2 separate regions of the Homo sapiens genome follow, and region 2 is linked to region 1. A link is a contact called in ENCODE Hi-C data. All regions are on one chromosome and are shown on one strand. Each heading gives the region's core, a stretch centred on a gene start or an enhancer-like site at or near the end of the contact. The rest is flanking DNA. Distances are from core to core; before and after follow the strand shown. Region 1 overlaps PTCH1 (patched 1). Region 2 overlaps ERCC6L2-AS1 (ERCC6L2 antisense RNA 1).

Region 1 (4,117 bases), core at 1,618-4,117:
TTTGAGCAGTGGCTGGCAGCAGCTGCAGTTCATTCATGAAAGATCCAGTGCTTTCAGTCAAAGTGGATGTGGGACACAGAGGGTGTGTTTCTGATGGACGTCTAAGAGCCCCCTGCCCTGCTCAGTCTCCTCAGCCCACCCCGCTAGGACCAGGGTCCTTCTGGCTGCGAGTTATAATGTGTTACAATCATTTGCCATTTCTAGGACTTCAGGATGCATTTGACAGTGACTGGGAAACCGGGAAAATCATGCCAAACAATTACAAGAATGGATCAGACGATGGAGTCCTTGCCTACAAACTCCTGGTGCAAACCGGCAGCCGCGATAAGCCCATCGACATCAGCCAGGTACTCCAGCTGCTGGGCACTGAGGGCGCTTCCAGGGCTGCGGGGCCGCTGCCCTGGTGGAGGCTGCTTGACAGCGTGTGACCCCACCCTGTGCTCTCTGGAGACCTAAGGCACTGGGAGCTGGTAGAAAGAATATTGGGTGACTCTAATTCACCTCCTCCCACCAGCTAATTGTGTGACCTCAGGCCAGCCAGTGCACCTCACTTTCCTCATCTGTCAAATGGGACAGGCGTGTTCCTACCACCAGAACAATTGTCAGAATAAAGTGCAGCCAAGAGAGTGCAGGCTCTTTCCAATGTTAGAAATGCAGCGGCGTGTGATTCTTTCAGTTCTAGGACTCGGTACCTTGTTGGTCTTGATGGTATTCAAGCTTGGAAAGATGGATTTCTTGGGTAGCAGTCATTTGGATGAGCAGAATTTGGGGTAGGTGGGTGGGTTAGGAGATTGGAGAGGTGACAGAAGGATGGGAAGATTTGTTACATTTGAGATCTTTGGGTGGCCCTGGCCCCAGGAGTAGACAGATCGCTCTGTGATGAGTGAAGCAAACGGAAATGTGCACCCTTGGAATCAGAGTGGCTGCGCCATTCTGCTCACTCCTGCAGTAATAACCGTTTCTGTTTGGGAATCATATTCTCCACTTGTGTTTGCATCTTCTTGCTGCCATTTGGATTCCAGCATACCCCTTTTGGTTCTGCAGGTGTGTTCAGGAGTGTGTTTTGGACTCCTCCAATTGCACGGGGCCCGGGCTACCTCAGCTTCCTCGGAGCCTCTTCCCTTGGCTCTTTGTAGCTTGCTTGCTTCACCTTCAGGCAGAAAACCGTCATGCTAATGATCTTCTCAGCAGCTATGTTTATTGTCTCCCCTTTTTTGCTGGCATTCAAGGTGACAGATTTACAAAGTACATTGTTCAGAGTTGTTATGGAGTGTGAAACTCTGAGCTCACAGCAGCAGGCAGCAGACCATCACGTTTCCCAAGGATGCAGGCAGAGGAGTCTGCCTCAGAGACACCAGGAAAGTGCCCAGGCAGCAGGGCTGGGCGAGGGACCAGGGATACTGTGGGACAAATGGGATTGGGCCAGACCCCCAGATACCATTTCCTCCTCCCGGGAGGGAGAAAGGCGTGCTGCATGCACAGAGGCCACGGGCTGCGCTGTTTGATTCCAGGGATGTGTTGAGGACATGCAGTTGTTACATATCCTGTGGATTAATTGAATCCAGATCCCCGAAATCCAGTTCTCTCACTCTCTCCCTGCTCCTTCTTCCTTCACTCCTTCTCTAGGAGCCGCTGTCACTGGTGTTTTTCATTTTGTTTAAAAAAGACCCAAAGCGAGGAATGAGGCCTGAATCTAAAATAAACAGGAAACGGAATTTTTCTATGTATATAAAACGTACAAACACATACTGAGTCCCACAGAGTTCCCCACCTCAGCAAAGCCCACAAGCCCTCCTGCCGAGGGAGCACATTTGGCCACGCAGAGGACGCGGCGTGCGGAGTACTACGACCTCCGGGAATAAGATCACCTGGCGAGGCTTGAGGGTGTGCACTCGTCCCTTGCACTTTCTGGCGCTGGGCATTTTTTGAATCCACAGGTCATAGGAGGCTAGTGTTAGCAAAATTTATACAGATGTTGTTTTATTTTTATAGCTCTCCTCCATTTACTGGGTGGCATTTCCTTCAGTGTTAACAACAGAGGTTAACTGCACACAGACGTGCATGGGGATTCTTGCCAGGTTTCTCCCCCTTCCCCTCCTATAAATATGTTTCTCCAGATTGTTCATTCTCTGCCTTGGCTGCAGACGGTCTTTTAGCATTCAGATTTAATTGGTTCAGCCAATTCCTGGGCCATCTGCAGAACTGTGTTTGTTATAAACACGCCAGTGATTGCATCCTCCGATAAGTGCACATTGAAAGAAATCAAAGGTGTTCTGATGGGATTTTCGACACTTTCAACAGTAGGCATTCTATTCTTTGTTGTAATGCTGTGCGAAGCTCAGCTTCTGTGCTCTCAAGGCAGAAGTGTGTTTACCCCCAACCCCATTCTCAAAGGCCTCTGTTCTTCCCGTTTTTGTAGTTGACTAAACAGCGTCTGGTGGATGCAGATGGCATCATTAATCCCAGCGCTTTCTACATCTACCTGACGGCTTGGGTCAGCAACGACCCCGTCGCGTATGCTGCCTCCCAGGCCAACATCCGGCCACACCGACCAGAATGGGTCCACGACAAAGCCGACTACATGCCTGAAACAAGGCTGAGAAGTAAGTAGCGTTTTATCGGGAGGTCTGGGAACTTACAGAGGTGCCTTCCCTGGTTCTCCAAACTCAGCAACAGCCTTCATCCGTTGACGCTACCCAGGGTTCAGAAGTGTAAACAGAACAATCTATTTCTTCTCGTTTAAAACTCTGGGAGACGAGGATGTGTAATGGGATACAACCCCCGCACTCTATCACATTGGGAAATCAGTGTCTCGTCTCCATTCGTAGCTTTAATGCTAAGACGTTCATTAGGCGTTGCTCTCACGTGCCAGCTGTTCCCTGTGAACACCGGGGACGCCTCCAGGTTAAGTGTTATTTTACTATTGCAGAGTTTTATCGCTGGGGATTATATGTTTATCTTAACTTTGTCAACTCTGGTGTTGAAGGGATTTTTGGCACATTGGGTCATTCCTATAAGCCACCAAGCACCTGCACTGTGTCAAAGCTGTTTAAACCGGAGCAGAAAAGTCTGTATACAACAGCGTCCTCTTCCTTTCACCTCTCAGCCCAGAGTTTGAAAGGTGGTTCTGTGTGGATTTCATTTGCATTTCTGGTGGAGATATTAGTAGCGTATGCTTTGGATACCGGGCCAAGGGAGGATGTGAGAAAGAAGACGGGTCCCCTTGCAAACATGGCTGGAGACTCAGCGAGTAGTGCTTCCCCGGATCCAGTGCTGCCCAGAGCCCTGTGGCAGGCAGCCAAGGCTTGTCTTAATGAAAATTTATAGTTGAGATTATAATAGGGCAAATCATGTTTAGCAAGTCAACTGAATGACCCCAGAGGGTCTGGAACACACAACGGCAGTAACTAAATGCTTGTTGTGTAAGGATTTCTTCCCCTGTTGCTGAAGACTTAGCATTGCATTAGAAAAGAAGCATACAAGGTTGAAGTTTGTTCAGGCACTAAAAGGATAAGTTAAGCATTTTTCTCAGGAAAGCATGACTCTTGAGTTCTTTTGCTCTTGCAAGTGATTGAATAAAACTGTGTGAACTTGGTATTTTCATATGTGTCAAGGGAACAAAAAAATGTTCCCAAAATGTAAGCCTGGAGTTTTTAGACCCCTCACAAAGAATGACTGCTGGAAGATTAAAATCAAATCTTAAAAAATACACACATCACAGAGTTAAACATTTTTAAACCAAATGGGAAGATCGTAAAGGCCTGGAGGCTATGATCAGCATTGTTTGTTCTTTGTATCATGTAGAAGAGCAGTCAGTAAGCTTTCATGCAAAGTTCTTCTCTCTTTCCATTGAAACTGTGATGCTCTTCTACCCTGGGCTGCTCCTAACCTGTGCCCTTCTCTGTCCAGTCCCGGCAGCAGAGCCCATCGAGTATGCCCAGTTCCCTTTCTACCTCAACGGCTTGCGGGACACCTCAGACTTTGTGGAGGCAATTGAAAAAGTAAGGACCATCTGCAGCAACTATACGAGCCTGGGGCTGTCCAGTTACCCCAACGGCTACCCCTTCCTCTTCTGGGAGCAGTACATCGGCCTCCGCCACTGGCTGCTGCTGTTCAT
Region 2 (3,864 bases), core at 524-3,023, 400 kb before region 1:
GAGAATTGCTTGAACCCGGGAGGCTGAGGTTGCAGTGAGCCAAGATCGCGCCATTGCACTCCAGCCTGGGCAACGAGCAAAACCCTGTCTCAACAAAACAAAACAAAACCACAGCGCTGAGTAAAAAAATAAGAAGTAGAACAAAGTCTAATAAGATACAGTAGACTATATTATTATATTTTGCAAGAGTATGTATACACGTGTTAGACTTCAAACTCAGAGCAGTTGTCTATGGAAAGGGGAATGGGAGAGGGAACGGTAACAGAATGAGGTGAAAAAGGAATAAATATCTAAATTAAGTGTTTTGCTTCAACTCTAATGATCAGGTGATATGAACTGAGGAATATGATTAGTTCAACTCTGGCACTGAGGTCATTTGAAAATATTGATAACATATAATATCTGTATTTGATGAATGTGCAGTGTAAATGAGGAAGATGACACAAGATTTACTTTATAGTAAAAACATGCTGAGTAATATAAGTCAAGTAAATGTAGGTGTGATCAGAGATTAGTGTAATCAGAAAGAAGGCATTCTGGAAGAGATAAGCTTTTAGCTGGCATTGAAGAATAGTTATATTTAGATGTGTCAGTTAGATAAAATATTATTCTACACAAGGTAAACTTTGAGAAAAGTCAGAAAATGGAAAAAGTTCATGTCAAGTGTGAAAAACCAGTGATTAAGTTTTGCTGGAGTATTTGCGCCTGAAGGGGATTAGTGAGAGAAAGGGTTCCTGGAAGATTTTAAAGGTGAGGCTAGAGAGTCCAGTTATTCCAAGGCAGTAGAGATCCACTGAAGACTTTATAGCAGGAGAGTGACATCCCAAGGACACAGGGGTCATTGCTGATGCTCCCAAAGTGCCTGCTGATCTGAGCTGCCAGGGTCATTTGATTAGTATCAATGACTTCAGGGACTCATCTAGAGTTCTCACATTTCCTTGTACTTCATTTGACTGAAGAATAAAGGACTTAGAAAATTGGAGCCCTAAGAAACAGTGAAAATAAGTCTGGGAAAATCCCTGGAGCCTAAAATTAAGCTCTGCCTGTTCTTGGTTTCTTGTTGCTCTCTGGCAACTTCATTAAGTTTCTATTCCTCTTTCCACTCCAACATATTGCAGCCCTTTGATGCCTTTAGATTAGCAAGTTCAACACCTTCTTTGGACTGTAGGTATGAAGACCCAGTTTTGAGCTAGGCTGACATTGGACAAGCTGCAAGGCCAGCAGTTCCTGCATCAGGTCAGCACAGGGAAGTAGGTATTAAAGAGCTGAGCCAGAGCCCTGGGTGCCAGGGCTGGGAAGAAGGCTGGTCTGGCAATCTCAGAATGGCATGGTATTGATAGGTGAGAGCAAACACTCATGATTATGGAGGTCTAACTTGAAGTTGCCAGGTTGTCGTGACCTACAGACTTAGTCTCATTGTTCTTTAAACTTAGTTTGAAAATTTAGAAAGCAACAGAATGAAAAAAGTTCCGCTTAGTTATCTTGCCTTCTCTTGTCACTCAGGTGAGAATGTGAATGCAACTGGACTCTTTTTCTCCTTGCCCAGTTCCTACACGTAAAGATTCCTTTACCAGGAACAGCCCTTAAGTCTTTCATGTCAGTTGTTTAATTCTCTGGAAACTGACCTCTGTTTCCCCATATCCTTCTTGCCTAACTTGTAGATTTCCTGGAGTTTGTCTCCCTGCAGCTGAAATTCTGGCAGCCAATAGGGGACTCAGCCTCACCCCAGTCTCTAGAATCAAACCAGGTATTAATAGGAGGGATTAAGTTGCTGTGACTCAACGCTTAGGCACTCTAGCAGCAAAGATGCTTGATGTTGTCCAGCCCTGATCTTGGGCCCCAGTTTTCACAACAGGCTTCTATCTTGCTCCAATCTGCTCTTTACACAGCTGCAAAAGCCCCTGCCTTGGCAACGTTCCTGGTAACAAGATCCCTCTGGGGAATGGCTCAGCCTTGGTCTTCCACTCCTCCTCCCCCCCATCACTTCTGCTGCCCCTCATATACTGAAGCCTTGCCCTTGAACACTGTCTTCTTGATATTTACACGTTGTGCTCAGTATGATGCTTGGGTCACAGACGATTAGTAAAGACATGAACTATGTTCATCATTCCTAGGGGGAAGGGGAAGGGCCAGGGTTCACTAAAAGGGTGTCATTCATTGCTGATGTCCTAGAAACTGCAAACTGCCAATTTGAGTTTAGGAAACACCTATTATTCTACCTTGATTGTATCTAAAAATGGGGTGAGAAGGAAAGTGGTTTAGTGAACTCCACCCTCAGGAATAAATGCAGAGGGCAACACCTCAGTGAAGTGTGGTGGTCTGCAATGTATATTTCAGACATCTGCCATTCCATGTCCTAGGTATGTACCTCTACCCTGCCCTTGGAATAGGAAAGTAGTCCTTGTATTCAAGCCAAATTGATATTAGGAGATCCACATATGATCTTATCAGGGACACTACAGTCTGTACTCTCTTTCTTTGCTGCCTTTCAGGGAACATATACCAGACCTAGAACACTGATGACTATTCAGGAAAGGTATGGAAGAGTGGGCACAAGGTGGGACCCTGACTATTTTCTGGAGTCACCACCAGCTGGGACCCAGTTCTGCTGACTGTTGTAGTCCTGTTGTAACAATTGCTTTCATGTTTGCTAAAATAAATAAATATCAATGTGTTTAACCAATAATGATAACCACTTTGCTTTTTGGCAAATCCTAAAGAGATAAAACTAATTCATATAATTTAGCGGGGAGAGAAAAAGGCACACACAAAAGTCTCATCCTCCTAGATCCATTTACCATCTTGAAAGGGACAAGTAACAGATAACTTGTTAATTATGGAAGGATTCTATAACCTTACTCACTTCTACCAGATTGGTTACTTCATTATCCTATTTCTTTTCAGAGATCAGGAATAAGATCCTTAAATTTTTTAGGTTTCTGTGCTTATCTACAGATGTAGAAGAAAATGCAAAATGAGGGAGATTATGCAGTGGTATGAAACAAAATCTGAAGGGATAGAAAGGATGGCTGAGTTGCTGGAGAGGAAAGAAAGCTGAGTTCCTGGGGCCTGCTTTGAAGATGAAAGGAAGGCACCAGGAGATAAACTGGGCCAGAGATAGGTCTTGTGAGGCTTTGCAGTTAAAAAACCTGCAGATGGTTTTTGGATGGGATCAAATATCAGAAAGGCAGATAAGCCACAAACCCAAATTAGTTTCCAGTTAAGTTATTGCTCTCAGATACAAAACTCAATACAATACTTGGCATTTTGTTTCACATGCAAGCTTTTTCCTATCATTCTTTCAATAAACATTTACTAAATGTCTATTCTGCAGCAGGCACAGCTGTAGGTAAATTAGCCAGAAATCAATTGATTGAAAACCAGTCCTCTATAAGTCAACTTAGCAAAGCATCAATTTGCCTAAAAACAATTTGCTAAATTTACCCAATTTATCACAAGTATATTTTTAAGTATTATTCTTCTTGAATATTCTTCTTAAATGTAGTATTCATGGGAATATTTTTAGGACTATTCAAGTTGTAGCAAGTGAGGACGTAGGTGGTCTAGGGTTTTTCAGACATTTTTCCTAGTCTAGTTTTTTTGCTAAGTATTGGTTGATGGTTTGTCTCTAGGTTTGTTGTATTTGCAGTTCCTTCAGTCTGGACTGCCCTTCCTCAGATATTTTCATGTTCGCTTTCCAAATTGCCTGTCATTTTGTCAGACGTATCACTGGATCCAGCTAAAAGGTGAATTTTGAAAACACTAAAATGTTTCCTAAAGCAAATATTGTACAGAAATAGTCAAATCAGTCACAAATAAAAATTCAGCTTTCATTTTATCTTAAGAATTTAAAGGACCAACTTA

The links. Hi-C counts contacts between places; a loop is a spot of excess contacts on that map. Pooled maps may share reads with other maps.
Region 2: a loop to region 1 is called in a map with no recorded cell type, with 2.2 times the contacts of the local background. The contact joins two enhancer-like sites. A Hi-C loop is called at or near these places in 7 of 37 single-sample maps with no recorded cell type and 4 of 50 pooled maps.

Annotation. Positions count from the first base shown.
Region 1 is chr9:95,458,086-95,462,202 of GRCh38, reverse strand. It overlaps PTCH1 (patched 1), which reads left to right. Exons shown (of 24, transcript NM_000264.5): 16 at 205-347; 17 at 2,420-2,603; 18 at 3,910-4,117. Among named protein-coding and RNA genes, the nearest start is that of PTCH1, 49 kb to the left of the region's middle. RefSeq lists an enhancer at 1-16. Within about 2 kb of position 2,867, at least 4 of the 41 ENCODE cell types and tissues checked have a DNase peak (open chromatin) inside an H3K27ac peak, as active enhancers do.
Region 2 is chr9:95,855,304-95,859,167 of GRCh38, reverse strand. The region is part of intron 1 of ERCC6L2-AS1 (ERCC6L2 antisense RNA 1); the gene reads left to right. Among named protein-coding and RNA genes, the nearest start is that of ERCC6L2, 18 kb to the left of the region's middle. Within about 2 kb of position 1,773, at least 3 of the 41 ENCODE cell types and tissues checked have a DNase peak (open chromatin) inside an H3K27ac peak, as active enhancers do.